Linked DNA regions of Mus musculus: all the other regions are linked to region 1. The links are chromatin loops, found by intact Hi-C in ENCODE. Cell type or tissue: left cerebral cortex. All regions are shown on one strand. Each heading gives the region's core, and the rest is flanking DNA. Links, peaks and the distances in the headings are about the cores only. Region 1 holds the start of Arpp21 (cyclic AMP-regulated phosphoprotein, 21). Region 2 has its middle 45 kb from the start of Gm4657. Region 3 overlaps Gm4657 (a long non-coding RNA gene). Region 4 overlaps 2900079G21Rik (RIKEN cDNA 2900079G21 gene). Region 5 has its middle 75 kb from the start of Gm24957. Region 6 has its middle 91 kb from the start of Gm24957. Region 7 holds the start of Gm36745 (a long non-coding RNA gene).

Region 1 (4,551 bases), core at 156-4,155:
GGCCTCAAATAAACTTGAGCCATCTTAGGCCACTGATTTGTTGGCTCCATTTATATATGGAGAAAAGACAAAAAATACAGTTGAGTTTTAATGTTTTAAATCCAAGTGTACTTATTTTCAAACAGAGCTTTAAAAAAATCACAAGAGATGTTGCTCTAAATATCACCATCCAGTTTGTCCATTATTGTTAAGATTTAGAAACTTTTCCTCGGTCTAAGTGATAGAGTTTTTGTTTGTTTTGTTTTGTTTTTGAAAACCAGGATTTCTCTCAGAATTCCCCTCTCCTTTTCAAAAGCTGCAATTTCTGTTCTGGTTTACAGAACTGGATTCTGTGTGTGGGTGTGTGTGTATGGGAAGGTTTCTACACTGACCACATACACAACTTTACACACTTTCCCAAGAAGAAACTTAGTGTTTGGTTTTTAGAGTTAGATATGATTGGGATATGATTAGAAATATTTTGATTTTTTTTTCTGTTGCATTCGAAGTGGCTGGAAAACATTTACCAATACGTTTTGAGAGGAGTTAGCAGGAAAGACGGAGCTAAAACCAAAGTGCCCATGAGTCCTGGAAGCTGGAGGATCCTTTTGCCTGAAACTTTCTGCTGTGGATTTTTCCTGCCCTGCAGAAGTGGAAACCCAGAGGGAGACACTAACAGATAGAAAATAATGATCTGTGCAGCAAGGACCAATCCAACCTCCTACTCCCCGCAGTGTACACATGCGTGAGCGAACACACACACACACACACACACACACACACACACACACACGACAGCATGACCATAAAGATTCTATGCAAATCACTCTTCTAGAACACCACGGAAGCCATGTGACTTATAAGCCTAGTTTTGTTTTTGTTTTTGTTTTTTCATTTTTAACGACCACCATTAAAGGTAGGTGTACCTAAATAGAAGTCAATAAATAAATAAATAAATAAATAAATAAATAAAAGAAGAGATTTTCGTGGCATATTTTATGGTAGTTATATATTTGTGGTTTGTTCATGAGGTTACTAATCACCAACTGCTAAGCTTTTGTTGTCAATATATTGTGCATTGCAGCAGATTCACACTTAACTCGCTGTCTGCATCTCAGAAGCTCCGGTATTGGATATTGTTAAAATGGGCTTTGGCAGTTGCACACAGAAGTGCACGACTATAATTTTGCTACCCATTAATAACAAGCCAGCCAAGAAGGCCAGAATCCAATGCCTTGCTCTCAGCTGGGGGTAGGAAGCTAGAATGGGCTATCTTGGCTGGTGACCTACGCTGTCGGAAAGTAGGATGTATAGTCGCTAGCGGGTGGGCGGTATTCCGGAAATTTATTCACTCTTCACTGTACTTTTTTCTCCTCTTGGTAGTGTGCCCTTAGATTATGAAAAAAAAAAGAATTGCACATAATAAAAATAGTACTCATCTCCAAAACAAATGGGTAAATCAGAGCTTTTATTTCTTCAGGTGTCAACTCTGCTCCCTGCCCCAGCCCTACCCCTCTGGGCTCTGCAGTGCAAGGTTTCTCTCAGTCAGCGCATCAGCGCCCAGTGGGGCAGGCAGCACTGATCTGGGCGGTCTTGCATCCAGAGGACCAGTCTCGCTGAGCAGCAGGACTTGTAGTCTCTCTCAGCTCTAAAGCCTGGGCATCTGAGAGCTCAAAGCTGAGAATCATTTCTTGGGTGGGGTGAGGTGTTGCTGCCCCGGGCTGTTTTCTGCACTTGGCCTCGGAGAGTAAGCACGGAGTACCAGAAACCCAGAAGCTCTGGCCAAACATCCCTAGGACTCGAGGTGGTACCCCAGCGAGGTAGGTAAGGGCTGGGCTCCGGGGCGCGCCTGGTGGCTGGGAGGGAGAGGCAGGGTGGCGGGGCCGGGGCAGCGCGCCAGTTTCCTCTGATTAATGATGCTCGCGCTGCCGCGCGCGTGGCTCATGCGCTTTGTCTCCAGCCCAGGGGTGGTGAGAGCAGTGGGTATGGCAGCGCCTGGCGCACAGAGCAGGTGCCGGCTGCGCTCAAGCCTCGGCTTTGCGTGGTGGCCCAGAGACCGGGCATCACTGAGCGTCCCCTCAGGGCCATCTCCCTCCGCAGAGGGGTCGCCAGCACGGGTCTTGGGGCAGGAACTATTGGGGGGAGGGGGGCGGGCATGTGCAATGCTTTCGGTGCTCTTGGTGCCCGCCCGGCTGGACGCGTCTTTGGCTGGCGGGGAGGAGCTGGGCGCTGCCTGGGAGCCTAGCCAGCCCTGTGGGAGGGCATGGCCGGGTGGGGCGGTCGGGAGCACCACTGAGGCTGGCTGACTCCGGCGGGACTGCGAGAGTGACCCTCAGGTGGACCTACTCAGCCAGAGAGATCGAAATCCTGCGAGCGAGGGAGAGAGAGAGAGAGAGAGAGAGAGAGAGAGAGAGAGAGAAGAGAGAAAGGAGAGAAGAGAGCGGAGAGAGAGAGAGGAGAGGAGAGAAGAGGAGAGAGAGGAGAGAGAGAGAGAGAGAAGAGGGAGCACTCAGCGGGCAGGGAGACGGAGAGGGAGGGACAGGGACAGCCAGCCCCGTGCACTCGCTCCCTGCAGTCACCTCCTCCCACCCGACCTGGGGAAGTGGCCGGAGCGCAAAGTAGCAAAGTAGCAGAGACGCTGCGGGCTCCAACGACAGTCACCTGGTTCCCGCATTGCTGGTGGGACCACAGGTCGCAGAGGGGCGGACAGATCAGCGCAAGGACTGGCTGCAGGAGAAGGTGGCTACTCCCAAGAGAGAGGAGCAGAGCAAAGCCTGGACACCACCCCCAACCCCTTTCCTGAAGCAGACAGACTGACAGACAGGCAAATAGACAGACAGGAGCTCAGCAGCCTGTGGTGACATACAGACTCTCTAGCAGCGAAGACCTCCAAGCGTCCGGAGCGGTGACAGTCCAACAGCCGCAGCCACGCGTTCCCCACCAGCGCTGTGCCTGGGCAGCGCGAGGACCCCTGCCTCCAAGCCAAGGGCTCCTTTTGCTAGCAGTTAAAATAAATCGACCAAACAACAAAGGCAAGCCACAAACCAAACTGACCCAACCAAAGCATTCACTGAGAAACAATAATTACTCACAAAAGCCCCAAACGAAATCCAGTCAGTCAAGGCACCCGGGACGCTGGGTCACTCCACTGTTCCTTCAGGTAAAGAGCCAAGTCTTCCGACATGAGCATCACAAGCCCTTTGTGTCTGGCTGTTGGGGCTTTCTGCTTCTGCTGCCCCCTCCCCCTTTTTTTTTCTTTCTACCATCTATCTGTGCTTTCCCTTTGACCTGTTTGTCGTTTCTGTGTTGTTTATCTTGTTTCTATGTCTCGGCGGAAGGCATGGGTGGACTCTCTTTCCCTCAAAGCAGGCAGAAATTGAAATCTGGGAAGGGAATTGAAAGGGACGATGCTTTCTGTAACAGAAGTTTCCAGTAATTTTATATGGGTTTTATGGTGCCAAGTTTGGACATTCTCTTGTTTCAGTTGAAAACTTGTCACTTTCCTCAGTTACCACAGAGGTCCTGGGTCCCAAGAGGTCGGAGAAGGGAGGGAGAGGAGGATAATTTTTTGCTTTATTTTTTTTAAATCTTGAAGTCATTTCCATGACAGCCTCTGGTGTAACGTTATCTGTCTCGGGTGATAAATGTGATAGTAGGATTGGATCTGTATCAGGCAAGTGTTTTAAAAAGTTTCTTCGGAAGAGAAATTACATGGCTTAGCATGGATGTCACGGATGTATTAAATTCAAAGCTTGATCACCTTTTACAGACACAGACTAAGACTGGAGCCTAAGTCTTAAGAAAAAAAAAAAGCAATGAGGAAGGTAATGTCATGGCGGGATGGGAGGTGTACGGTGAGGTTGCTAGAAATGGTCCCCCTAAGAACGTGTTGCAGATGGAGACCATCATTTCGCTCTCTGCCTTCTCAAAGGATGCAGCTTCTGCAAGCTAGAATGACAGTCTCTAGAATGGAAATGAATCTGTATTTTTTTTTCAAATTTTGCTCCAATGCAGAATAAATCTAAACTGTGCCCACCCTTTCCTCATCTGCCTTGGAACCCAACTCTGCAGTTTACTGCTTTAAGTAAGCAGCAAAGTAGACAGGGCAGGCAGGGAGGCACTTCTTGTTTCCTTTTTTTTTTTTTTTTTGTAATTCTGTGAAAATCAGAGAGCCTTTGATATGCTCTTCAGCCTAAGTAGACCCTCTCTTTCAGGATTATGTTACTATAGGGCTTGATGTCTGAGTGGCATTTTAGCTAATGTCATTTTCATGAAAGACAGTCATTTGGAAGGCACTAGGGCTAGTTATGCTTCCTTCAAATAGCAGAGTGATCTTAACATGAGAGACCCTGTCTTCGGGGTTATGTAGCCCTTCAAGGTATGTACCTGCTTATGTCTGATTCTCAGTGTCCTTTGTCCTCATCTTCCTTTGCTTTCTAATCGCTTTGACTGGCAGGCTATTTTTATATTTCTAGAGAATACATTTAGATGTCTTTTTAAAGTGATACATGTTTCCATTCTCAAAGATTGGGAAAAGATCATCTCTTGCTATGCTCGTCTGTGCTAATATGA
Region 2 (4,551 bases), core at 258-4,257, 1.0 Mb before region 1:
ACCTATCATCAGTATTTCAGCTTGGAATTTCAATTTCATTTCTTCATTTTGATTTATCACACACACATATACTATATAATATAATATTATATAATATAACCCTAATAACGATTTTCTTCAAGGGCTAGTAGATGTGGGACTTCCTGAGTCCTTGCATATTTCAGAATCATTCCTAGTTCAAGTCATCTTTAAAAAACGACTTGGCAGAATGTGTAATTACTGCATCACACCTCCTTTATCTCAGGGCTTTAGGGGTATCACACACTTGTCTACTGATATTGTTATCAGAGGAAAAACTGAGATCAACAGAAACCTCACCAGAATCCTTTCCTGTGTGTGTGAATGCACATATGCAGTGCCCCTCCACATGCACACACATATGCACATACAGATGCACACACACATGCACACACATATGCACACATGCACACACATATGCGCACATACATGCGCACACATGCACATGCACAAATAGATGCACACACATGTACACACACACATGCACACACATGCACATACAAACACACACACATATGCACACACATATGCACACATGCACAGACATACACATGCGCACACACACATACACACATGCACACACAGGAACACACATATGCACACATGCACACACATACACACATACATGCACACACATGCATTTTCACATGCATATACATTTGCACACACATATACACTTGCACACACACACATTTGCACATGTATACACATACAGAGAGAAAACTGTATGTAACTTTCTCCTTATGTTGTAATAATTGATTTGATTCTTTCTTTTTCATATACATTACATATAATTTCTCTGTTTCCTCTAGAGACTAGTAATGTGTACTCTTGACTTGTTGAAGTCTATTACTAGGAACTGTCAACTCTTTCTTGTACTGTTAAAGTTTTTCAATTAAATTTGTTGCAGATTGTAACTGTCTCCATATTTGAATCCATGAGAAACCTGATTATTAGTTCTTATTTTTTATAAAACACCTGTATTTTAAGTATATATATATATATTATACATATGCATATATATATATATGAATTTGTTGTTGTTGTTCTTTGTTCTTTGGTTTTTCCCTGTCTATACTGAAGAGCATCCTTTGGTTGGTCTGGAAGTATGATGGACCACTCCTACAGACTAATCCCTGTATGTTCTATTGGCCTGTAACTCCACCTTTTTCCCTCAAGTGTATTTTTCTGAGTGTTTAATTCTAGATGGACATTAGGAAGACCTTTTATGTGGGCTTTCACTTAGGAAAGGTCTCTTCCTCTATCGTGACTTGCAGTTTTTTCAAGCATGTTTATTTAAACTGGTCTCAGGAGACTTCATGGGAAAACCAATGCAGGGCTTTTTGATTTCTTTCCCTCAGAGACCTTCAGTCAGGTTTTAGTCTTTGTGCAGGCAGCCCTTCATTTTCCTTGGTCATAGTCATTTCAGAACCCTCTCTGGTATGGATCCGATTTTGGGGAGGAGACTGACAGCAGGTTGGCATGGAACAGACCTTCACGGTAATAAGGTCCTGATGATCTACATCAGGCTGCTGCTACCAGATTGTGTCAAGCCACATAGTGTGTACTGAAAGACTTGTCTGTGGGCTGTCACAGTAGGCACAATGGCATAGAAGCTTCTTTTCCAAGAAGGTATATAACACAATGGTGAGCTCCATGGTTCTTCATCTTAAGGAATTAATAATCCAAAGACTGTGGAGCAGTCAATTATAGACCATAAGCTAATGGGATGGATGAGGATCGAATTTAACTATTGATTCATCCCTTCACCCTAACTTAAATGTTCTTTTAAATTGTCATAATGTGAAAGGGAAAGTCCAGAAAGAAGGTGGTCTTGGGCACTAGAAGGAAACTTTGAATGGCTTTTTTTCTTGGTATTCTTCAATGACAGTTGTTAAGAGTTAGTAAAGAGGAGTCATGTGAGATAAGACTTTTTTTAGCTTTCGATTGGAATCTGTAAGAGAAGATAATGCAGACTAAGTTGCTCAGCAACACAGTGAATCATAATCTCTCTGCAGGATGCATAGGCACCCTTGATAATGAAAGGATTATGTCTCAATAGACACATTTTAAGTTGAAAACATTGCAATTCAGAAATGAGTTCTGCGATCTGCGTTAGCTGCTTTCCTATTGCTGTGATCTAACACCATGACCATAGCAACTTATTGAAAATGAGTGTATTTAGGTTTGCTAGAGGGTTAGAGTCTTCGATGGCAGAGTGGATGGAAGCAGTAGGGTGCAGGCATGGAAACTGGAGCAGAAGCTGAGAGTTTACACCTGGAACGATCAACAGGAAGCAGAAACAGGGAGCTGGAAGTGACTATAACATGTACATTTTCAAAATCCATTTTCCCAACCAATGATTTACTTCCATATCTCTGTCAGCAAGGCCACTCTGTCTCAGTTAGGGGTTCCACTGCTGTGAAGGGACACTAGGACCAAGGCAGCTCTTATAAAGGAAAACATTTAACTGAGGCAGGTTTACAGTGTCAGGGGTTTAAGTCCATTATCATCATGGTGAGAAGCACAGCATCATGCAGGCAGAAATGGTGCTGGAGGAGGAGCTGAGAGTTCTACACCTTGACCCGAAAATACCAGAAGGAGACTGTGTGCCACACTGGGTGTAGCTTGAACAAAGGAAACCTCAAAGACTGATGCCACAATGACACATTTCTTCCAACAAGGTCACACCTTGTGATGGTGAGACTCCCTATGGGTTAGGCATTTAAGTACTTGAGTCTATGGGGCCATAACTATTCAAACCACCACAGTCATCTTGCTGCCTTCATGGTTCCAAACAGCACCACTAACTAGAAAGCAAGTGCTCAAATGCCTAAGACTATGGGCAGAATTCTCATTCATAGTCCCCTACTTAGACAACCTCATGGCTCAGCCGAATAGTACACTGTTGAATGGTACTTGCTTAGGGCTGTGAGGGAGTGGCTTCCTGGGGATGTAGCGCTATTTTAGGAAGTGATCAAAAGGCAAAGCCTGGTCTTTCCTCAATGCATTTTTCTGTTATATCACAACAAAGTCTCAAAGCAAAAACCTGCAAACCAATCTACCATACCCTAGTGATAGCATTTTAATAACCAGAGAAAGCAAAGATGGAACAGCAAAGACTCTCTGGTCATTACCTCCAAATGCTGAAGATTCCAAAGGAGGTGAGCATCAACAGGTCAGTGGAGCAGGAAAGACTTAAATGACATCCCCTCAGCCTTCCCAATGACCTATCATTGCTTAGCAAGACTATCATGGGGATAAACACCTTGGAAGACTATTTATTGTGTAGCTGTTTCCTCCAGATTGAAACATGCCCTTTTTGTAGGAGGAGGGAGGCTTGGAAGACTCAGGAAACTGGCAAGAAACTCAGAGGTCATGTAAGTGGTAAGTCTCTGTTGGTGCAAAGGGAGATCACCTAAGGTGTAACTGCCTGCCAACTGTGCAGGCTGCACCAGTTTTGTGTCATCATTGGGGCCCCTGTGAGCAACCTCCTGCCTAAGTGCGCTATGGTAAGTAACCCAAGGAAGCGGATTGGTTCTCCAAGTTGGATTTGGGCAAAATGTTCCCTTTGCTCCATGAGTGTTCTGCATGGGGTTCATAGACAAAGCTGAGCAACAGTGCACCCTGGGAAAGTTCCTATGGTGAGAACATGGGAAGTAGAGGGTCACCGTCCACATTCTAGTTGTATCTGTGAAACTGCCTGGCCTCCTAGCTGCAAATACAGCCACTGTGCTTTCATCTCTTCACTGTTAATATGCATGCTTCGCTCCTTTTCCCAGGTGGGGACAGTCTGGTCCAAAAGTCCACACATTGATGCTTCCTTTTGGAAACTTAAATCATCCTTTCACGTTGCCTCTGCCTTTTTTTTTTTTTTTTTGATGTTTAAAACCAAGGAGAGACACATGGATGAAACACTCTGCGGACTTTGCAAATCCCTCAAGAGGACCTCAGAGCCCTCAAGTGTCCCCTAGGTCCCTTTCATCCCCGAGACTGTCACTACTTGTCCTCCAATCATCCAATGCTTTAGCAGGTGTGTGTAGGTGGAGCTCAAAGTTAAAAGTACTAAACTCATACATTTAAAAAAAAATACGGTTAAGTTGATGGTCTTAAGTTGTCAGTATCTGCTCAGTAGCTCAATGGAATTAGCAGCAAAAGCAGTGGCCTCTAATCGCACAGGATACCTGCATATCTCTGCTTTAAACCAACCTCTCTAGACTGCAGAGCAGTGGTATAGGAAGAATCATCAGTGTGCAGAAGCAGCCGAGGGCGGTGATCATAGTGCAGCCCTTCCTAGCAATGATTCCAGTCTTGGATCCCAGGCTGAGGAGGGTGGTAACACCAAGGAGCTTCTTGGAAGCTTGTGCGCCATACAACACATCTTGGAACTCCGCTCTCTTCGAATAAAGGGCTGCTCCATTCCAGAGCTAGGCAAAACTGAGAGGGACACCCAAAGCAACCATCTGAAAAGAGGCATCACATCTATTTGGTATGCCATACCTGCTGATGTCAGAGTGGTGACATTGAAAGTAA
Region 3 (4,551 bases), core at 368-4,367, 940 kb before region 1:
TTCCCGCATCTGTCTAGGAATACAGAAATAGCTGCAATAGACCAATGCCCCTTCCTTGGTGCATGTGTTCAAAAACATTCACTGGTTGGCTGGGGTTAATGATAGTCCAACCCTTTAATATCCTCATTGGTGTAACAGAGAAAGAGAACTTACTACAGGTGGAAACAAATTTTCTACTCATTTGGGGAAATGAAACTTACTGTAGGGCTCAAAGAAACCTGTGTAGGGGGGCATGTAATCTGTACAGAGATCTGGGCTTGCAGAGATCAAGTGGGGGACTGTGGATTTATGTAGTGCTTGTATATATTGTCACATATATGGGTTGGATGTGGATCTGTCTACTCTTGTGATTCTACTGTGGATCTCACTAGGCAATCACAAATATTAAATGTTCTCCTTGGGTTGCTCCGTGAATGAGTGCTAAGGTTGGGATTTGGATATGAGTGTGTTCATGTTTCCAGTTCTGCTCCATTAAATCAATTCCTTCTGTTCTGTGAATTGTGGGTAAAACCACACACTGATATACAGCCTGTGACAAGGGCGTGCAGCCCTGCCGTTCTTTTTCTGCAGTTAGTTACCTGTGCAAGATGTCCTCACTCAATGGTTATAGCAGATGTGTTTCTCCTTCTGGGCTTTGTTTGTTTGTTTGTTTCCATTTCTTTGTTTGCAGCATCGACCATTAATTTTTCTTTTCTATGACTTCCGAACATTCCAGTTTTATGAATGTTTCACATAAAGAAAAGAAAAGAAAAGAAAAGAAAAGAAAAGAAAAGAAGCCGGGCGTGGTGGCGCATGCCTTTAATCCCAGCACTCAGGAGGCAGAGGCAGTCGGATTTCTGAGTTCGAGGCCAGCCTGGTCTACAAAGTGAGTTCCAGGACAGCCAGGGCTACACAGAGAAACCCTGTCTCGAAAAACCAAAAAAAAAAAAAAAGAAGAAGAAGAAGAAGAAGAAGAAAGAAAGAAAATAGAAGGAAGTAAAGGAAGAAAGACAAGACAAGGAAGAAATGAAGAAAGAAAGAAAGAGAGAGGAAGGAAGGAAGGAAGCAAGGAAGGAAGGAAAAAGCAAAAGAAAGAGGTACTTCCTGTGAAGACGCGCACCCTGGAAAAGGCTCGCGTAGCCCAGGCTGTCCTTGAGCTTACTATGTAGCTGGGGATGACCTTAAACTCTTTTAAATTTCCTAATGTATATGCATGTTTTATCTGCATGTGTGTCTATGTGCACACTTGATAACCATGGAAGACAAAAGAGAGCCTTGGATCCCCTGGGAGTGGAGCTGCAGGTGGTTGTGAGCTACCCTATGGGTGGGAAACAAGGCTAGGTTCTCTGGAAGAACAGCCAGTATTCTTAATGTCTAAGCCATGTCTCCAGCCTGACCTTTCGATTGCTGCCTCCTCCACTCAAGGACTGGGATCACAGGCACGCACCTCCACAACAGACTATATTTTGTCAGTTCTTGAAATCTGAGTTGTGCACACTCCCTTCCACAACAAAGACAGCTCTGAGGCAAGCTTTGCAAACCCTTTCCGGTCCCAAGGTCTCCCTGCTTGTAGAGAATCTGAGCACAGTTTAGGTGGGCACAGCTGCGAGGCATTGTGGGAAGAGATGCAGAGTAGGGTCTGAGACTCCAGGAATAAAGTTTTTATTGTTACCCCAGCTTTGCAAAGAGTTGCTCAAAAATTAGGCTTCTGTCATTCTTTTACACGAGGCCCTCTGAAAAGCAACATGTCTGCAGGCACGCCGTGACTGGGAAGTCTAGGGGCCTGGAGGCTCAGGGGTTGACGGTGCCAATTAACAGAAAGAGTGCAGGCTTGTAAAAGGGCTGCCAGGGACTGGCAGGTCTTCTCTGCTTCATTAGGGTAACTTTGAAAAGGTTGTAGGCAAATGGCACCTTTCACTTTTAAAATCCAACTGGTGGCTTCCTAACCATTTTAAAAGCTTGATTTTTGAGCTGTCCACTGTAGCAAGGACATGGCCAAAGCTAGCATTACTCAGAACCCCGTGGCACGAGGAGTCTATATCTTTCAACGCCTCCGTCTTGCTCGCCATACTTTTGTTAGCTTCCTCCTCCTTGACACTTCCCTTAACCCACCCCCACCGCCCTCCTCCCAGTGAAAGCCCACGCCATATCCCAAGTCTGTTGCGGAGAACAGACTGGAAGACATCTGCCTCTTGCCTTTTTTTCTTTTCTTTTTTTTTTTTTTTTAATTCCTCTAATTGATGGAGCCAAGACTCCACACCACAGCTCTGCTCCCTGAACAAACCAAATGGTGGCTGTTGGCAGCATATTGACAGCTTGCTAATGAAGGGATCCTTGACAGCGTGACAACCTGCCTGGGCTGCCTCAGGAAGCCAAGTCCGCCCCCATACCAGCCCCGAGTAATTAACAGGTGGGGGAAAATAGCAAGAAGCTGCCACTGGGGAGAAGAGAAATATACTCAACCAAATGAATTATGTAGATTTTAAAAAAGATTTTGATTCTGTACTATCTTTCTTATTTCTTGCTAGCAAGCTCCCCTGGAAAGAGTGTTGACTTGGGGGCCAGATGAGCGTGGGTTTGCGGCTCAGTCTGGTGGCCTCCCCTTTCCCTGGCTTTCGAAGCCTTTGCTTCCTGGTCCTTTAGTTTGTGAGACCTGACTGGGTACAATTTGTAAAAACACACTCATAGATGACACTTATCTGTCATAAATTGTTATAAAAAATTCTCTTTTTTTGAGGATTGATTGGCTCAAGTGTTCTTACATATCTATTTCTACCAGTGTTTGATTTAACAAACAATCAGACAAACAAAAATCATGAAGTTTGGTTTTTGTTTTCTGGAGAGCATTAATCGTATGTTTGCGAGTTTGTGTGTGTGTGTGTGTGTGTGTGTGTATACATGTGAGTTTGTATGTGGAAGTCAGGGGTCAATGGCAGGTGCTGTTTCTCTAGAGTTGTCTGTCTGGTTCTTTCTCTTGGACACAGGATCTCTTTGTGAACCTGTAGCTCACTGATTAGGGGAGAGCTGGTGGCAACAGAGTCCCAGAAATCCTCCTGTCTCTTCCTTGGCAGCACTGTGATTGCAAGAACACACCTGACATTTTTTATTATAATAATAATTAGATATTTTTATTTACATTTCAAATGTTATCCCTTTCCTAGTTTCCCCTCCGAAAATCCCCTATCCTCTCCCCCCTCCTCCTGCTCCCTAACCCACCCACTCCCACTTCTTGGTCCAGGCATTCCCCTATACTGGGGCATAGAACCTTCACAGGACCAAGGGCCTCTCCTCCCATTGATGAACAACTAGGTCATCCTCTGCTACATACGCAGCTAGAGCCATGAGTCTCTCCGTGTGTTTTCTTTGGTTGATGGTTTAGTCCCAGGGAGCTCTGGGGTTACTGATTAGTTCATATTGTTGTTCCTCCTAGGGGGCTGGAAGCACAGAGTACCCAATGAAGGAGCTAGAGAAAGCACACCTGACTTCTTATGTGTGTCGGAGATCCACACTTAGTCTTGATGCTTGTGCCGCAAGCGCTTTCCTGACTGAACCATTTCCTCAGCCCCATGGGCTTTGATCTTCGGCATGTTCATAGCATTTTAAATGATTGTATTTTCCTGGTGAACTAACCCCTGTATCATCAGAGGGTAGCTCCACCCTTCCAAATCTCTTGTCATTCTTTCTGTCCTACCTTATGTGTAGTTGGTTTATTTTATGTTTCTGTGTTTTGGGGTGAAAATTGTGTGCAGAGAACAGACAGGCTTAGGCTTGGCTCAGGCTGGCTCAGGTACCACACTCATCTCTTCAATAGCCTCTCTCCAACTCCACCAAGCCCCCAAATAGTCACTGTATCACTGTAAAGAACCCTTGGAGCCCAGCATATGATTCACCTGATTGGACCCCTCCCCCCCCCCCCCCCCAGCTCTGACAGACACCAGGAAAGCAACAGACGCAATGTCTCAAGACCTAAATTTGTAGCTCCTGGTGTTTCACCAAGGGCTGGCTTTAATTTAGGAGACATTCAAGATGATTTAAAGCAATTGCTTTCAAGCTTCCTTGAGGCTTAGATTCCCTTATGAGTTGATGAAAGCTCTGGACTCTCTTCGGGGGGGGGGGGGGAGCCACAAACATATACTTTTAAACAATCCTGGCCCATTCAGTGTATCTCTCAAAGCTGTGAGTGTGCCTCTGTTTAAACATCTATGTTATAAATGCCAGGGAGTGAAAGGAAGTCTTCACTTATGTATTCTTTCATTTATGTATGCATTTGTATCTTAGTTTGTTTAATTGTTATTTTAAACAGTAGCTCACTCTGTAGTCCTAGCTGAGACAGAACTCACTATGTGTATCTATCTCATCTTGAATTACAGGTGATCCTCTTACCCCAGCTTCTTTAGATAAGGATTATCGGCATGAATCACCATACCTGGTAGAGATTGAGACTTTAAATGATTTCAAACTGATTTGTCAGAAGACAGATTGTGAAATTCTGGCAGAAAATTGGCTGCACAGCAAGCTGGTAGGCAGCATTCTTTCATGGTCTCTGCTTCAGATCTTGCCTTTGGGTCCCTG
Region 4 (4,551 bases), core at 307-4,306, 100 kb before region 1:
GATTCTTGGACATCTCTCTTATCCTAAGTCACTGTCTATCCTGGAGGTGTCCCCCACCTCCTCACTCCCACCAGCTGGAGATTTCAATTCATTTTTCATGGCCATCTAGCAATCTCTCATGTAGTTCCCCACACCTGATCCCTAATTCCCTATTCCCCATTCCCCTCCTCATCCCTCATTCATCCCAGTTCCCTCCCTCCATCTCCTTCTTATAACTATTTTATTGCCCCTTCTAAGTGATATTCAAGCTTCTTTGCTTGGGACTTCCTTCTTTTTTAGCTTGTTTGGGTCTGTAGAGTGTTACAATGTACCTGTATTTTATGGCTAATATACACTTATAAGTGAGTACATAGCATATATGTCTTTTGGGGACTGGGTTACCTCACTCGGGATGATATTTTCAAGTTCCATCCATTTCCCTGCAAAATTCATGATGTCTTTGTTTTCCATAGGTGAATAATATTCTATTGTATAGATATACTACAACTTCTTTATCCATTCTTCAGTTGAGGAACATCTAGGTTGTTTCCAAGTTCTGCCTGTTACAGATAAAGCTGCTATGAACATAGTTGAGCAAGTGCCTTTGTGAGATGTTGGAGCATCTTTTGAGTGTATGCCCAGGAGTGGTATAACTGGATCTTGAAGTAGAACTCTTTACCAATTTTCTGAAAACAAGCTAAATTGATTTCCAAAGAGGTTGTACAAGTTTTCACTTCCCACCAGCAATCCCCTTGCTCAACATCCTTCCTAGCATGTGATATATATATATATATATATATATATATATATATATATATATATATAAAACAAAACTATCAACTAAAAGTATTTTCTACCTAGTCCCAACTCACTGTTGTCACCAGTTTTTAATAGGTTTAAGGTTAATTATTATTATTATTATTATTATTATTATTATTATTGTTGTTGTTGTATATGTTGTGTGTATCAATGTATATAGGACAGAGGATAACACTGTTGTGTGGCTTCTCTCCTCTACATGGGTTCTGGGGGTACAAATCTGATTGTCAAGTTTACACAGCAAACATTTTACTGCCTGTTGTCCCACCATCCCTGTTTTGGAATTTTGAGATAGACTGGCATTAACTCAGGTGGGCACTGAACTTCCTATGTAGAAGAGTATGACCTTGAGCTCTTAATCCTCCTGTTCCTACCTCCAACATGGGATTACAGAGTTGTGCCACCATGCATGGCTCAAAGTCACATTTTCTTGTTGCTCTTTCCTCTTTTGCTTTGTTAATTAGAGCTCTCTTTTTAAAGTTAACTACCCCTAGGATATTAAAGATAACTATCCTCCCGGTTTAATTACTTGGTGTTAATACTTAGTGAAACTCCTGATGTGAACATTAGTTTTAAGGGAAGAGGTGGTAGGGGCACACATGGAAAGATCTGTAGTTTGTACTTCTTCTAGAAGCTTCCAAGGCCTGGCTGGAACATGGCCACATAGCCAGATAAGATGTAGAGGACAATGTCCTATTATTGCTTACTACCCTCTCAAATAGTTACTGAAGAAACACTTGTTTTTTTTCTAACAAGCACTAAAGATAAAGCTTTAGAAAATTATAGCGAACAAGTTGGTACTGAGTGCCAATTCTACACCATGCTTCTGTCAATAAAATACCCACCAAAAAGTTGTTTTCTTACCTTCGGATAAGTTGGATTAGGGTGTTAGGAATAGCAGTGGGCCAGGTATCTTGGATACACAAAGAATCAGTCTAGGTAAGACCTCAGTAGTCAAGACAGGCCAGGGCTGACAATTTTTAAAAACTGTGACAGAGTATAAAATGATTCTGGGAGGATATGTGAGACCAAAAGGACTGAAAAAGACACAGAACTCCCACGGGATATGGTTAATTTTAACAAAAATTCTACCCCTAAATAGCAAGGAAAAAAAAAAAAACTGGAACATTCCTCAATCCAGCAATGAGCTTTTCAGTGTAAGAATTAATTATCATGGTCAGTGTAACTTGATTTAGAATTGCCTAGGAGACACAATTCTGGGTAGGTCCATGAGAGTGTTTCCAGGGATATTTAACTGAAGAGCAAAGACCCACTTTACATGTGGATGGCTCATCCTTGGAGCACAGCTCACAGACTGAAAAAGGGAAAAAGAAGCTAAACACCAACACTCATCTTTCTCTGCTTCTGACAACAAGACTCCCCATTCTCTCACAGCCACGCTTTTCCTGCTGTGATTGACAGTCTCTGCTCAAACTATAAGCCACAATAAAACCATCCATCCTTAAGATGCATTTGTGACCTAGCCTATTACACCATTGAGAAGAGTAACACATGCAAACAGCAATACCATTGCAGTTATGCTCCAGACAATTCCAGAACAATCTATTAGACTTGTCTGCTATGACTCCTATGTAAAAGGATGCTTGGATTTTCCATGTAGAAGTACTGAGTGAAGGATGTAGCCTTGAGCAGAACATGACCTAGAGCTCACACCCATTCTGACAGCACAACAGCAAAACTGAAGTCACAGGATATGGTTTGATATCAATGGTTGGCTATGAACTTGACAAAAGTATCTAGACCAGGACTTCCATGGAAAGAAGGGTTGATACTACTTCATTCACCATGCCAATGTCTCTCCACATTTTCTTTATTTCTGGATATCTCACTTTTTATTACACCTCCACAAAGTCCTCTTCTTTAAATCCTTTCTCTGTTTAATGGTGAGGCACGCGCTCATACAGCACACACATAAAGATCAGAAAGCAGCCTTGTATATTTGTTCTCATCTTCAACCATGTTAGAATCAGCATCTCTTTATTTTCCACACTGCAAATGCCAGAGTATCTGTCTCATGATTCTCATGATCTACCATCTCAACATAGTGCTGTAAAAATGATAGCTGTGTACTACCATGTCTAGCTTTATATGGGTCCTTTATATGGGTTCTAAAGTCAGATCCTCTTACTTGTGTGGCAAGCACTTTAAAAACCAAGGCTGTGGTGAAGCAATTTCCTCCAGAATGAAATATTCCTTTCAGAATGAAGAATGTCTCATGAGACTCAAGAAGAAAACAACTCACAAGTCTTAGAAAGACCCTGAAACCAAAATAATTCACAAGTCCTCTTTCCAAGGCTATTAAACCAGTAGCCAGTTACTGCAGAAAAGATTCTCAATTTAGCACTGCCCAGGGGTGACTCTTTGGCTATCCAAGCACCTGCAAATCACATGGATAATTCTAGGGATGCAGCTTCCATGTCATCCTTTAGTCTGGAATGGGATTTTCAATGATTCAGCTTTCTTTGAGCGGTCCATGTTCCTGGCAGTTCCTAATAAACTCATTAGTTTACCAACTTGGATTTAGGTGGATATATTATTTTGCTCCGCCATTGATTATTTTTTCTATCTGCAGTGAATAGTTATTTGTTCATAGCTCCCCATGTAGCATTTACCCCAAGACTAGCTCTGTAAGATATTCCTTGTGAGGATTTACAAGGAATCTAAGACACCAGCCTGCTCCAATTCTGTAAGCACAGTCTTTTAATCGAAAGTACCTAAGATACAAGGGCTCAGACTGTTTGAATGTCTGAATCATGTTCTAAAGCAAATGTTAGTAAATATAAAATTTACCCACTGTTCCTGTAAACACAGATTACTGAGCGATAGCTGCAGAATATCTGATATAGTCCATGTAAGATTGGGCTGCAGAATTTGTCTATTCTCATAAGCAAGTTATCATCTAGGACATACACATATGTCTGCTCGAGGAAGCACACTCAGGTAATTGATTAAAAATATCTTTGCTAACTACAATATAGAAAGCTGTTTTTTCTTCTTTATGCCTGCATTGTGCACACATAATTTTACCCACTTTATATAACAGAGTAGAAAATTAGGAAATTTTACCTATAAATTTTATATAAATATGCATTTTTGGTTTTCTTGGTTTTTTACTCATTTTGTTCACTGAACATGTAGTCAGCATCTCTTCAGTTAGAAGATAAAGAAAATTCTTGAGAGTCCTGGAGAGTGGGGTAGGATGGCTCAGTCAATAAAGCACTTGACTTGCAAGTCTAAGAACATAAGTTCCGTGCCCAGAATCCACAGAAAAAAATGTTAGGCACAGCAGCATGAATTTTTAATCTCGCTACTGGGAAGGGTGAGACAGAAGGATCAGAGATTGCTAATCAGGCAGTCTAAGGAGGCTCAGTCTCAAAGAGGGAGATAATGATGCTGCTGAAGATGACATCAGAAGTCAGCCTCCTGCCTCCACGTGAATGTGTGTGTGTGTGTACGTGCATTTACACACACATTTAAAAACAGAAAGCACAACATTCAAGATACATATTATTTTAAAAAATTATAGTTTTTCTGAACATTGTTTTACAAAGTATGATACCCCTGAAGGTAGAAAAAATAAGAGTATATCAATACTGGTAAATTTTTGTTTAAAGATAATGTTTTATTCTATTTTATAATATTTTGAAATCACACCACTTGGTTCCTTCCCTTTCCTCCCTCCAGCTCCTCCTATACATCCCCCTGTTCTTGCTCAAATTCAAATTTCTTCAT
Region 5 (4,551 bases), core at 212-4,211, 210 kb before region 1:
CTGTGAACAGACACCATGACCAAGGCAAGTCTTATAAAGGACAAAATTTAATTGGGGCTGGCTTACAGGTTCAGAGGCTCAGTTCATTATATTCAAGATGAGAGCATGGCAGCATCCAGGCAGGCATGATTCAGGCAGAGCTGAGAGTTCTACCTGTTCATCTAAAGGCTGCCAGTATAAAACTGACTTCCCCAGGCAGCTAGGATAGGGTCTTAAAGCCTACACTCACAGTGACACACCTACTCCAACAAGACCACACCTAATAGTGCCACTTTCTGGGGCAAGCACATACAAACCATCACAGCAGGATTGAGTTACCCAACAGTAACAGTAGTGCTCAGAGCTCAGTCATGTTCATAAACTTTCCATATCATCTAGAAATGCCCTTCTCATCTTCTGAGACTTGAATTAGACTTCCAGGTATCAAGAGATGCAGAGTGACCCAAAAGGTGTCCATGAAGAAATTTGGCAATGACATATAGAATTAGGTTAGAGGATCAAAATGAAAAAGAATTAAAAAAAAACTGGAGGAAGATAAAAGAGTATCTAGGAAATTTGATTTATTTATACATATAGAACAAATTTCTAACAAAATCAAAACTTGACAACAGCCTAAAGAATATTTTGTGTGCTTACAATACAATTCCAGATGGTATACTAGAAACAAGCCGAAATCTATTTCTTGCATACATATATATGAAGAGTTGAAAACACTCAATTCAAGTATTCAGAATCTACAAATCTGTGAACTGTCGTGTTCAAATGGTAGGTTGTTTCTCTTCAACTCTGCAATACTTTAGATAAAATATAATTGATTTCTTGAGTTGAAACAAATAGGTAATGGGTGCATTAAAGAATAAATCAACTTTGTGTTTCTGTAGGATTTTCAATTTTCAAAGTGCAGTTACCAACATCATGCATCCAATCAGAAATTAATTAAATCTGCGTCACTACAACTTTTACAAATAAAAAGCTAAAATACACACGTACCAGAGTGCTGCAACAGAAAGAGCTTTGGAGCAACAATCTCTCTCTTGAATTCTAGCTACATTTCTCTGTAGAAGATTATATGCAATCTTCCCCCCTTGCTGAACTAGAACCATTCAGAAATCAAACTGTAAGAAAACTATCAAGTTCTAAAGCCATAATCGACATTAAAAAATCCTATAAAAGAGAGGGGCACGTGCCAAATACAATCTGCTTTTTCCCTTTTCTGCCTCCATCTTTGCTTAGGGAAGTCTTGAACGTGGATGCATCTCAAAGACTACTGGGAAGATGTTCTTTTGTAAATTTTGATCAGTAACTATACCGCAGCTAAATATATGCTTCTTAAATTTGCTAAGCTTGAGAACCATTGGTCTGATAGAAGCTATTAATTATCTGTGTTAACCTAATTCAAACTATCACAGCCATATCTCATGTCTTCTCATGGTGTTGCCCCTAACCACAGTAGAGCCTAAGGCAATGGAAATTCAGCAATGTTCATTTTGCCTTCATTGAACACTTTGATATTTGATTCATTATAGATTTTCTTAAATACATTTTATTGGTTATTTCATTTATTTACATTTCAAACATTATCCCCCTTCCCAGTTTCCCCTCCACACCCCCCCATATTATAGCCCCTTCCCTTGCTTCTATGAGGGGGCTCCCCCACCCACCCATCCACTCCTGCCTCACCACCCTAGCATTCCCCTACACTGAGACATTGAGCCTTCACAGGACCAAGGGCCTCCCTTTCCATTGTTGCCAGATTTTTAACTATTGCATTAAAACCTTGCTTGTCTTCATGACTACACTTTTGTCAGTTTCTTAGATTTTTGTAGGCGAGCTATCTTTCTGTACCCCATCCTACTCCCATCTCACCATTCATTCCTTATGTCAGTCTAGTTTTCTAAGAACAGGTATAATTCCTGTTGTTTGGGCCTTGCAAGCTCCTGGTGGTACAAGAACTTACTCCCTTTCCCTGACACTGGCAGCATCGAGGGTGAGTAGAGGAGTGTGCGCCCCAGAGTTTAAATTGTGAATATTTGATGGGAGATGACTGCTTGCAGGTATTTGTTTGTGTTTACTTCCTTCTTTGTTTGAAGATTCTGTTTGTGTTTTTGTCCTTTATTTTGCTAGCTACAGACAATCTCAGTCAGGGTGGAGGGGAGGAGGTGGACACTTCTGTCTTTGTTGCTATCTTGTTGCTGTGACAAGGGATAAAGGGCTCATTTTGGCTCAGTCCCCTAGGAAAACTGCCCATCATGGTGGGGGAAGACAAGACAGCAGAAACAAAAAAACTTTCTGGTCACACTGCATCCACATTCAGGAAGTAGGGGGTGAAAAGGAAGTGAGGCTTTGTTAGAAAGCCTCAAGCCTGCCCTAGCACCAGAGTGGCCCATGTGCTCCAACAAAGCTCTGCCTCCTCGAGTTTCCCAACCTTGAACAGCGCCACCAACTGGAGACCAAGTATTCAAACACACAAGCCTTTGTACAGAACTCACATTCAAAGCACAGCAGCCCTTCTCTCTGCCATTGCTGCAGATCCATGCTCTCTGTAGAACTGGAAGATACAGGGCAACAGGCCAAGCTCAGCAGCTCCATTAAATCTGTCCCTGCTGGGTGTCAGTTATCTGCTTCACCACATGCTCACCAATTTTAATAATGGTCTATTGTGTGCTTCATAAAATGCTAGAGGCATTCATTTTAAATATTCTCCTCAACAACAAAAGAGGTGATGGCTATATATTCATCAGCTTGGCTGACTCTCTACAATGTATACATAGATAAAAATATCACACAGAACTATAAATAGACAGCTATTACTTGTCTGTTAAAAGCATTTTTATATTTTTAAAGACTGACAATATAGCTGTTTACTGTTTGACTATCATGCATAAGGCCCTGGGTTCTATCTGTATCTCCTTACCTCAAATGCTGGATTCTTCAAGGTTATTAGGAGCCCCACACAGAATATCCCTTCCTCCACTGTTCAAGCATATCAGCCCAAAATTGTTCAAGCATATCAGCTCAAAACTATGCACACCACAAAAAGAGGATCAGGAGACACAGCACAGGGAGACTCCTGGTGTTCCAGGCCCAGCATAGCTCAGCAGGAGTCAGAGTAAGACAAGACCGTCTATGGTTGAGTTTGCAAAGGGTCACTGCATCGGTTACCTTCCTGACAAAAAAATAAATCCGCAGCTTTATACTGATAACAGACTTCATTTTGACAGGAGCTTTAAAATGAGAAACCAAAATTGACTCAGTAAAGGAAGAAAATGGACAGTGTGACTCGCAAGAATAATTTAGCTCAGCACTTCCCAAAGTAGAGTAGACATGAAAAATTAACAATAATTGTTTTCGCTTGCTTACAAGGAATCCCAAGCTACTCTTAGGTCTTTTGTTATTTTCAGCATTTGTAGCTGTTACAGGAGTCACTGCTTTTACATGGTAAAGGGTATAAGCTTTGACAGACTCTAGAATATGTTAGCCACCATGCTACATGCCTCCAGCCACTATGATCTGTGACTCTCAAGGGCTTAAGAAAAATCTCTTCAGAGAAGTTCAAGCAAATCTCATTAGCATAGGAGTTTGTTTGACAGGTCTGAGGTGCTGCCTGTGTTTAAGTATGTACATTTTGGAGGGATACCTTTGGAAGCCTGAACACTAATCTATGTAGAAGGCAAGTGAGAAGTAAGCCAAATAAGTTGTAAACCCCACCAATGCCTTAAAGAGACTGGGATGAACAGAAATTCTTCAGGGAGAGTTTGGAATGCATGTTCTCTAAAATTCTCAGCTAGGAGCTTAACTCAGACCAGGAGCAACCTGAAATGGTGCACTTTGGTGATGTAGGTACTAATGCAGTCCCTATCACATTCAGTCCAATTATTGTCACTTGGCCATGCATACTGGAGCCATGAGGGACACAGAGGTCAGAAGGGGACCTTAAGGTACTGGATGTTGGAGGAGCAGGTGATGGCTCAAAGGCCACACAGAGCCCTGGCTGCCCAGAAAAAAGGAGGAAGGAAGACTGAATGGAGCTCATGTGGTCTGTTGCTATGTAAATCTCATCTCTAAGGAAAGGGCTGGCACAACTGTATCAGGCTAAAGATACAGCTTTTATTTTTAAACCAGTGTGCAAGGGATAAGTGAATGTGGGATGTGTGAGAGTCAGAGTGTGGGCAGAGCAGTGTGGATGTGTGCAATGTGTATGCGTGCAGTGTGTATGTATATGTGCAGTGTGTATATGACAGTGTGGCTGCATGTAGTGTGGATGTGTGCAGTGTGGGTGTGTGCAGTGTGGATGTGAGCAGTGTGCATATGTGCAGTGTGGATATACAGTGTGGATGTGAGCAGTTTGGATATTTGCAGTGTTGATGTGAGCAGTGTGGGCAGAGCAATGTGGATGTGTAGAGTGTGGATGTGTGTAGTATAGATGTGAGCAGCGTGGATATTTTCAATGTGAATGTGTGTGGTACGGATGTGAGCAATGTGGATGTGTGCAGTGTAGATGTGAACAGTGTGCATATTTGCAGTATGGATGTGTGCAGTGTGGATATGTGC
Region 6 (4,551 bases), core at 206-4,205, 200 kb before region 1:
AGAGTCAGCGAGATGGATCAGTGGATAAATCACTACCTGCATAAGGCTGATGCCCTGAATTTGATCACTGAACCTGAGCAAGCACAGTGTCCTGACTTGCATCTGTCATCCCTCTATGTATGTCCTGGCTTGCATATGTATCCCTTCTATGGTGTGACGGGAGGTGGAGACACAATCATTGCCTAGAGGCTCATAGGCTAGAGAATGCATAGATGTGCAGAAACAAGGAGAGAGATTGTCTCTACAAGGTGAAATAAGGAGTTATCTTATAACCACCATGCTTGTTCTGTGGCATGTGAGTGACTGCAAGCCCACACACGTGAACTAATAATGAATAATAACCTAGTTAATAATAATAATAATAAATAATAAAACAGCAATGAGAACAGGAGGAGGGATGAACTTTTCAACTTCAGGTGAGGGGTATGTTTTGTGCTTGGTGTTTTCAAAATGGTTGAGAGCCTGAGGCCAGTTGTTTGGTTTGGTTGTTTTGTATTTCACCAGACATATCCCTTTCACATTTTTATAGTTGTAATTTTCTAATGATGTGTTAGAGAGACTTGCACTTTAATATATAGGAGCAAGAGAGGACATAGAGAGGGAGATGTTGTTTGGACAATCTCTCATACTCTAAGACAATCCCTTAGGTATTTTTTGTGTGTGTGTATATGTGTGTGTACATGTTCATGTATCTATGCATATGTGGACTTGACCATGTGGAGAGGCCAAAGATCAAGGTAGTGTGCCTTCACCTGTGGCTCTGCACTTTAGTTCAGGTCAAGACGCCCTTTCCATACCTGGAGCTTGCAGCCCTGGGACTTTTTTAGCCCCCAGCGAGGGGATTATAAGAGCATCAAATACACCCAGCCTCTACATGGGTGGGTGGTGGTAAACTCAGGTCCTGATGCTTGTGCACCAAGCTCCTTACAGACTGAGGCTTTCTCCAGTCCCTGAGGCAGTTTCTTCCTAGGTTATTAAGTCAGCTATGTTGGTTAGGAATTGGAGGATGGAAGATGTCAAGGCAATTGATCCCACATCAAAGGAAGTGGTTTTTTGGCTTGTTTGGTTGGTTGTGTTTAGTTTTTGTTTTTGTTTTTGTTTTTGTTTTTGTTTTTATCTTTGTCTTTGTTTTTGTTTTTGTTTTTGTTTTTGTTTTTGTTTTTTAAAGAAAATCACAGATATGTTCTTAGTAAACTGGGAAGTTAGTGCTGATAAATTTCCATTTTTCTACCTCCCATATTTTTATTTATCTATTATTTGATGTGTATGGGTGTTTACCTGCATGTATATGTATGCACTGTGTGTGTAGTGTCTGTGGAGGTCAGAAGAGGATGGCCAGCCCCTAGGACTGCATTTATACTCAGTTGGGAGCCACCCTGTGCTGGGGACCTTAAGCCTCTGCCATCTCTCCAGCCCCTCTGCATCTCATCCTGCTTTAAAATGTTGATGTGTGGGGCTGTGCCTGGCTTTTAATTTTTGAAATTTATAGTTCCTTAATCACAATTTCAAAGAGGTTGGTAAATTTTATCTTCTAGAGTTTTTTTTTCCTTTAGTTGATTTAGTTGATGTAGACACTGCTAGGATCTCCTACTCACAAACCTCATGGCCCTTCCAGAGTGAGGGTCAGTCATCCTCAGAAGATTGTTAATTTAATTTTTTAAGAAAATTATCTATGTTTGATGCTTTTAACATTTTATGGTAGAAATTACTTTCATGGATTCTTAAAATACTCCATATGATGTGAAATATTTCAAAGATGGTCACGGTGAACCAAGTTCAAACAAAACTGCTATCCCCAAAGCTGTAACATATGCTGACACATATAGATAGCTTAAATAACCTAAAAATACCTACAAATATAAGATATTTTTGGAGCTAGTATCTGGGGGAAGCTTCTTTTGAAAAATTCCTAAAATTGGACTGTTCATTTTGTTTTGAGCAGAAAGAAAAACTTGTGGGTTCAATTTAGTTACACTGGCCTTAATAGGAAAAAGAAGAGAAAAAGTATATATACACGTATTTTTTTTTTCTGGAGCAACACATCTTTTATTTTAGTCAGAAGAAAGTCTATTTAAAGCTGTCCTTATTCCCAAGTTGTTTGAAATGGGGGTGAAGGCTAGCTCCTTCCTGGAGAATGTTATACTGCACACAATGTTTGAAGCCTGCAAGCCATTTATTTCCATGAGATTTTTCAGCTTCTACTCCTGGCCTTTCTTGCTCCTTATTGACGTTTGGATTTTGAAAGCCAAAGAGTGCTTGCTTTATTTGTTTGTTTATTCGGGCAATGTCTCACAAGGTTGGCCTAAGCTCGTAGAGGTCTACCTGACTCTGTATCCCAAGTGCTGAAATCAGAGACGGGCATCACCATCTTGCTTAGCAGGCTTGGGCAACTGAAAGCTTCATTCATGCCCAATGTCTATCTGGAGTATCTTTGCCATAGTTTGCAAACTTGCCCTGCCTACAGCATAGATGCATGTATTCCATAACTTTGAAACAGTGGAACAGATATACTCAGATGGGGCAGAAGGAATTTTCCGCCCTCAGATTCAGTATGGTCATGGTCTCTGAAGATAATTTCCAGGGAGCTAGGTAGGTATAGAAAGGTCAGGCTACTGAAGGTCTTTGGATTTTAACAGACTGTACTCTCCAGAGACCATCTTCCCATGAGTATTTGCAGCTTCTTGTCAGCACAGAGGAGGCACAAACCATTAACTTTTATCTTGCTGTGTGCACCAGGCTTTAGCTCACTACAAGTAATACCCACTGAGGCATTATTTATAATCAAATCTAGGGGCTGGGGCTGCAGCTGCAGCCCAGAGGTAGTGGAACTGTGTAGCGCGTGCGAGTTCCTTGGTTTCATCTATAATGCAACAAGAAATTTGAGCGTGTGAACAGTGGTGCTTATTTTGTGTCATGAATTATTTTTTACAGATGTAAAATCTGAGGCCCATAATAGTAATAAAACATTCCAAAGCAATTTCATCTCATGAGAAATAAAATCAGAGTAATCCCATTCTTGCTAATATTGCTTTTAGGGCTTTTACTGTTGTTTGTTTTGAAGACAGGATCTTACTCTGCTCTCCATGTTAGTCTCGAATTCTCCATTCCCCTGCCTCAGCTTCACGAAGGGTGGGATTACAGTAGTGAATCACCATGCCTGTTTATCTAAACCCATACTTTTATAATTATATTTACTTATTTAGTATGTGTGGGGGCACATGAACTTACATATGTACACTGGGTGGAGTCTTCCATGCTGTAGTATAATTGTGAAGGTCAGAGGAAAGCTTGTAGGAGTTGGTTCTGTCCTTCTACCCTGTGAGTTCCAAGGACCAAACTCAGTGTGTCATTCATGGCAGCAAGCTCTTTAGCACACAGAGGAGTCATCTGTCTGGTCCTCTACTCTCAGTCTTTATTTCACCCAGACATCATGAAAGCCTACTGTGTGCTGACATTGCTCCCTAGTGAGAGGTATGGAGTTGAATGAGACAAGAACTTCTTCAGAGAACATCGGTCTATGGAGAAAATGTAAACTACACACAAAGAATATAATCCAGAATCATTTTAGTAATTCCACTCATGATCAATAGCAAAAAGGAAGCCCAGGGGTCTGAAAGGGGAAACCCTTGGCTCTGCTTAGGACCTGGCAGCCTCTATAGAATAGGCACAGTAACAGCTCATTCTTTGACACCACAGCAATGTGGGAACATGGAATAGTCTGACAAGAACGGGGGAGCTTCCCTTGAAAGGATGAAGAGGCTCACTGCTCCTTGGCCTTGTAATGACATCTTTAATACCCACTAGTGGAACATCCTCTTGATGTTTCTATAACTAATGAGAGAAAATATGAAGTGTGTGTGTGTGTGTATGTGTTTATGCATATGCATGTGTGTATGTGTGTATGTATGTTTGCATGTGTGTATGTGTGTGATTGTGTGTATATGTGTGTATGTGTGTGTGTGTATATATATGTGTTTGTATGCTGCACACATATGCATGCATGCACACACACATAGGGTCTTCTTTAATTGCTCATCACCTTCTTTTTTGAGCTGGAGTCTTCCACTGGGACTGAATCCTGCACTTTTCTGTTTGACTGGCTGGCCAGTAGACTTCTGAGATATGCCCATCTCTTCCGCTGGTGCTGGGATTTCATGTAGATGTTGGGGATCTGAGCTCAGGTCCTCATGCTTCTCCCATAAGCCCTTTGTCTAGGGTCACCACACACCCCTCTCCTCCCCTGATGACTAAGCAACTCTACACGTACAGAGCTTAGGAATCTGGTTCCCAGCTACAGCTCCTTCTTGTTTCAGTCACCTATAGAATGTGATTGCTCTTGCTTCTCCTATAAGTGCTTCTGCTTATATAGCCAGTTGTGATTCGTCCTTCTACCTCTGCCTATTGTCATCTCAAGACACTGACACCTGTTTGGGAGGTGTTAGTTCCACAAGCTGATCCATCCTTTAGATCACATAGCATACCTACTGCGCATCTGCATCCCCTATGCTTTTGCAGTAGACTGGGCCTGCAATTATGGAGAAAGGGCTGGCA
Region 7 (4,551 bases), core at 280-4,279, 1.4 Mb before region 1:
CTTCCAGCTTCTACGGTGCTTCTGCCGCTGCTGCTGCACTAGCAGGTAGCCTGAACTCTGGGATTTCAGCAAGCTTTGAGCATGCTATTCCAGGTCGGTTAAGTATTTAGCTCAACAGCCACGCTGGAGGTCTCCTCTCACTTTGCCTCACTTTGTTGGAATAGAAGAATCGTGACCCAGAGAAGATAGCGTCTGGGATATGGTGGAACTGGGCTTTCAATATGATCGAATGTTAAAGTTTCTAAAATTTCTCTTTCTTTGGAGTTTATTTATAGGTGCTTTTGTTCCGTCTGTCTACCCATCCGTCTGTTTGTCAGTTGGTCCATCCACCCACCCACCCATCCATGTTTTCCCCTACTTAGCCATTCAGAATTATATGTTTGAGCCTGTGGATGTGGATCAGTTGGTAGAATGCTGGCCTAGTATCCAGAAGCTCTGGGCTAGGTACCCAGCAGCACACAAAGCTGGTGCCTATAATCCCAAACTTGGGAGGTGGAGGAAGGGGGATGAGAAGTGCAAGGTCATCCAAGGTCATCCTTTGGCTAAATAGCAGGTTTGAGATCATCCTGGACTGTTTCTTTGGAGACAAGGCTGGCCTCTAGACCAGGCTGGCCTCAAACTTCTCCCTCTCCCTCTCCCTCTCCCTCTCCCTCTCCCTCTCCCTCTCCCTCTCCCTCTCCCTCTCCCTCTCCCTCTCCCTCTCCCTCTCCCTCTCCCTCTCCCTCTCCCTCTCCCTCTCCCTCTCCCTCTCCCTCTCCCTCTCCCTCTCCCTCTCCCTCTCTCTCTCTCTCTCTCTCTCTCTCTCTCTCTCTCTCTCTTTTATCTTGCCAGTCATAGTGGTATACATCTTTAATCCCAGCACTTGCGAGGGAAAGCAAGACAATCTCTGTGAGTTTGAGGTCAGCTGGTCTGCACAGTGAGTTTCAGGACAGCAAGAACTACACAGAGAAACCCTGTCTCAAAACACCAACAACAAAAATGGGGGGGGAGGGAGAGAGAGAGAGAGAGAGTATATAAAAACTAACTAAATTAAATTGCAAGGTGACAGACTTATATTCTAGGTTCTAGGGATATTGCTGCTGCCGCCTGGTATTTGCATTTTGAGTGAGAGTGAGGTTGAAGGAGAAAGCGTGAAGTGAATGCTGTATTAAAATGTATGAGGCAAATATGATAACCATTACACTGTGGAAACCTCTCCCCATGTGGAGCAGTCATGGGTGCGAGCAGGAGCTGGCCTCTATGTCTAAGAGTCAAAGATAAGATCTGGGAGGAGGGCTGGCATAGTAGTATTGGAACATTCTTAGAGGTGTCATGTTTTCTGTAAGGTGAAATGCCCACAGCTGAAAGGACAGGGTTTGTGGCCATCCAGGGTGGTACCTGCACCACTGTGGTTGACTGTGTGAAGATCCAGACAGTGATCACTAAGATGGTTTCTCATCACCCCAGAAGATGTGCTTCGGAGATGGAAGCAAACCACATTCAAAGTGTTTCTCAGTTAATAGGCTTAGTTCATAGTCACTTCCTGCATCAGGCCATATTCAATGGCAGAAGTACTTACTACTACTCCTAGTGTGTCTGAGCACGTGTGCTGAGGCTCACGACTGGAGGTCAGAGGGCACCATGTGGAGTTGTTTCTATCCTTCCACCTTTATGTGGGACCCAGTGATTGAACTCAGGTCAGGCTTGTACCGAAAGCATCCCCAGTCCCCGACCCTTGCCACTGGGACAGATGTATTTCTGCTGTGCAAACCTTCAGCCTGCCGCTTCAGCAAAACTGATACTGATGTTTGGGTCTAGGGAAAGGGGGAGATGGTGGCCGCAGCTGACAGAATTCAATAGTCTATTGGGTATGGAATAAGAATGGCAACCCCATAGGTGACCACAAGATGGCGACATCTCACAATTTATGTTTCAAGACCTCGCAGCAGGGATTTTTCTTCTGGCCTCTTAGCCTTGTTCTAAAATTGGTTCAAGTTTTCTTTTGAGTTAACAGTGTGATCAGAGCCCTGTGATGAGGCTCTGTGGTGGCTCCCCACCAGGAGCTGAAGAATTCTTGTCTTGTGAATCCAGGAAGGATAGATGAAAGGGTGGGTTCCCCAGGGTTAGGTGAGAACATGAAGGTTAGTGTTCACAGTCCTGTCCTCCCCCCCCCCCCCCCCCCCGTCTGTACCCCCTCCCCCACACTCCCCGTCCCCAGCCACCAACGATGCGCTAGCGCCCTGCACCTGCACACCCACCCCAGACCTTGCAGAGTGTGGAGAAGAAGATACTTAGTTGCTATTTATTTGCTATTCTGCATGAATAGACACATAGCTGGAGGTTTTCTGTTAATACAGCGTCTGTGAGGTGTGTGTGTGTGTGTGTGTGTGTGTGTGTGTGTGTGTGTGTGTGTGTTAGGCGATGGGCTGGAAGGGTTTGAAGGAAGGGTAGGAGAACACTCTAAATGGACGTAGGCTGTGATCTTGCACTAAAAACCTGAGGACCCGGCCAGGTTTTCTGCTTGGTTTTACTGTTTGCCCCTAGGGCTAATTTTAATGGGAACAATTTCACGTCGTCCCTTGTCCTTTGGCCACATCAGCACTTAGGTCACTGTCTTTATTGCAGGGACAGAGGAGAGGTCTCAAAGCATCTAATTGCAAAGGGCAGCAGCCACTTCTACAAGTCAGCATCATTTGTTCAATGCTCTGCAAACCCTGCTTGGCCCAAAGTAGGTCAGGCTGGAGGAAAGCAGTTGGGTGTGTGTGTGTATGAAGCATCGGTTCAGAGGGCTCCGAAGTGAACATTCCTCAGTCGCCTGGTGCCTTGGCCCCAAGGTCTTTTGGGTGCCTGCTCTCACCCTTATATCAAATATGAGCCATCTTTCCTTCCTTCCTTCCTTCCTTCCTTCCTTCCTTCCTTCCTTCCTTTCTTCCTTCCTTCCTTCCTTCCTTCCTTCCTCCCTCCCTCCCTCCCTCCCTCCCTCCCTCCCTCCCTGCCTTCTTCCTTCCTTTCTTTCTTTCTTTCTTTCTTTCTTTCTTTCTTTCTTTCTTTCTTTCTTTCTTTCTTTCATTTGTTCACAAAGCTATTGAAAGCTGTCCTCTCCAGACTCCATCCCAGATTCTGGAGCCCAGGAGAGGGAGAGGACCTCTCAGAATGCTTGGGACATTCTGGGGAACTTGTGAGTCCTCCGAGACATGCCAGCCGGGTGCTAACTTACTCTCTTTTCTCACATACAGAACAGGAATTATTTTGTTCCTAGCAATATTACCAGCCTCACAGGATGACGGTGGGAGAGCATCAAACAGTCTGTGTATACAGCATGCATGGTCAGCATGGGGCCTGGCTGTGGGAGGCAGCTTGTCCTTTGAGCAGGTGCTCAAGGTGGATTTTTGTAGCCAAGGGTGTGAGCTTTTACTATACCCTGCTTCACCAGATGGCACTGGTGTCCTAAACCCAGTGAACCTAACAGACACCCTTCCCTAAGGTGCCCAAGACTGAGTTTGTGAGCTGACAGCATGATGAATTGTTTAAGGGCACAGGCCCTCGAGCTGCCCCGTCCATGGTAAATCCCAGTCGGACAATTACTGACTGCAGGCTTTAAGCCAATTACTTAGGGTCTCAGCGTTTCAGTTTCTAACCTGTAAAATAACAGCAGCTTTCTGAATACAGCAGTTACGAGCACTTAGGCCCTGGAGGGCTGCAGCTGCTTCAACGCTCTGCTGTGGTCATCGCTCCTGTTGTTCCAGCTAACTTGCTAATGGTGCTCCGGCAATAAATTTAACGGCGATTGGACAGTGTGGACCTGTGATCTCACATCTCTGGATGCCGTTTCCTGAACACTAGGCAGGTGGAAAGAGAGCAGGCGGGAGAGGGGGCGGTTACAGGCGGGAGAGCAGGGGTGGGTAGTGGCGGGACTATAACGGTAGGGTTGTGGTGAGGATGAAGGCAAGGTGGTGAGGAACTGGTGGTACCGTTGCTGGGGTGAAGTGTACAGACAGATGAGGTGTTGGTCGTGTGGCGGGGGGTGGGGATGGGGTGGGATCACTTCACTCACAGTCTCAGAGGGCTCGTGCACGTATGACTCTGGTACAGGGCCGCTGGTGAAGCAGTACTTCTCGAGGGTAGGAACCTGTGGAGGAGGCAGCTCGAATTCCCCGAACCTCCCCAAACAGCACAGCCAGGTAAGGACCAAACACTCAACATGTGAGCCCCCTTTAGGGCACATTTTAAAGTCAGAGCAAAACAGGCGATGGAGGTGGTAGGTGGTCAGCTGGTTTGGTGTGGTCCGTGGGATAACAGTAGGGTGTTGGTGGAGGAGGGATAATGAGGGACTGGTGCTGGCAGGAGGAAGGATGGGATAGCTGTTGCTGGAGCTGTGGGGAGGTAGTGTGGGGTCGGGCACTGGCAGGGTCGGGAGGTAAGACACGCCTTCTCTCAGCTCTGTGACCAGCACCACAGGTCGCCTTCAGGAACTGACATGACTCCAGCCCCTCAGGATGCCAACTGTTTTCTTGGAGGTCCTGGTGTGTTGGCAACTATACCAGTTTCTGATCATTGCCTAATAAATTGCCT

What was found. A loop is a pair of places that touch in the nucleus more often than their neighbours do. Peaks named below come from ENCODE experiments on the same cell type or tissue, not always from the same donor. Only the 100,000 strongest peaks of a DNase experiment are listed, where the experiment ranks them.
Region 2: it touches region 1 in a loop (3-fold over the local background); 2 of 42 quality-filtered maps call a loop at or near these places.
Region 3: it touches region 1 in a loop (3-fold over the local background); 4 of 42 quality-filtered maps call a loop at or near these places.
Region 4: it touches region 1 in a loop (2.6-fold over the local background); 2 of 42 quality-filtered maps call a loop at or near these places.
Region 5: a loop joins it to region 1, with 2.5 times the contacts of the local background. A loop is called at or near these places in 3 of 42 quality-filtered maps.
Region 6: a loop joins it to region 1, with 2.5 times the contacts of the local background. A loop is called at or near these places in 3 of 42 quality-filtered maps.
Region 7: it touches region 1 in a loop (5-fold over the local background); 6 of 42 quality-filtered maps call a loop at or near these places.

What each region holds. Positions count from the first base shown.
Region 1 is chr9:112,232,898-112,237,448 of GRCm38, reverse strand. Arpp21 (cyclic AMP-regulated phosphoprotein, 21) reads left to right here and starts at 4,137. Exons shown (of 21, transcript NM_001362020.1): 1 at 4,137-4,357. It also overlaps a transcript of 2900079G21Rik not described here. In left cerebral cortex, for the core only: a CTCF peak has its summit at 1,827; DNase peaks (open chromatin) are centred at 1,551, 1,865, 2,193, 2,764 and 1 more place; H3K4me3 peaks cover 3,283 bases; H3K27ac peaks cover 3,285 bases.
Region 2 is chr9:113,242,347-113,246,897 of GRCm38, reverse strand. No RefSeq gene overlaps it. Among named protein-coding and RNA genes, the nearest start is that of Gm4657, 45 kb to the right of the region's middle. In left cerebral cortex, for the core only: no CTCF peak of the experiment used is centred there; a DNase peak (open chromatin) is centred at 2,067; H3K27ac peaks cover 2,407 bases.
Region 3 is chr9:113,175,050-113,179,600 of GRCm38, reverse strand. It overlaps Gm4657 (a long non-coding RNA gene), which reads left to right. Exons shown (of 3, transcript XR_871299.1): 3 at 4,350-4,551. Among named protein-coding and RNA genes, the nearest start is that of Gm4657, 22 kb to the left of the region's middle. In left cerebral cortex, for the core only: a CTCF peak has its summit at 2,397; DNase peaks (open chromatin) are centred at 2,042 and 2,329; H3K27ac peaks cover 3,561 bases.
Region 4 is chr9:112,338,035-112,342,585 of GRCm38, reverse strand. The region is part of intron 2 of 2900079G21Rik (RIKEN cDNA 2900079G21 gene); the gene reads right to left. All of the region lies in intron 1 of Gm39431 (a long non-coding RNA gene), which reads right to left. Among named protein-coding and RNA genes, the nearest start is that of Gm39431, 32 kb to the right of the region's middle. In left cerebral cortex, for the core only: no CTCF peak of the experiment used is centred there; a DNase peak (open chromatin) is centred at 1,990; H3K27ac peaks cover 1,748 bases.
Region 5 is chr9:112,445,633-112,450,183 of GRCm38, reverse strand. No RefSeq gene overlaps it. Among named protein-coding and RNA genes, the nearest start is that of Gm24957, 75 kb to the left of the region's middle. In left cerebral cortex, for the core only: a CTCF peak has its summit at 2,442 (motif pointing left); DNase peaks (open chromatin) are centred at 2,528 and 4,095; H3K27ac peaks cover 1,207 bases.
Region 6 is chr9:112,429,695-112,434,245 of GRCm38, reverse strand. No RefSeq gene overlaps it. Among named protein-coding and RNA genes, the nearest start is that of Gm24957, 91 kb to the left of the region's middle. In left cerebral cortex, for the core only: no CTCF peak of the experiment used is centred there; a DNase peak (open chromatin) is centred at 2,039; H3K27ac peaks cover 1,318 bases.
Region 7 is chr9:113,643,042-113,647,592 of GRCm38, reverse strand. It overlaps Gm36745 (a long non-coding RNA gene), which reads left to right and starts at 3,985. Exons shown (of 5, transcript XR_379913.3): 1 at 3,985-4,160. In left cerebral cortex, for the core only: a CTCF peak has its summit at 1,885 (motif pointing right); DNase peaks (open chromatin) are centred at 1,917, 2,601, 3,329, 3,774 and 2 more places; H3K27ac peaks cover 1,931 bases.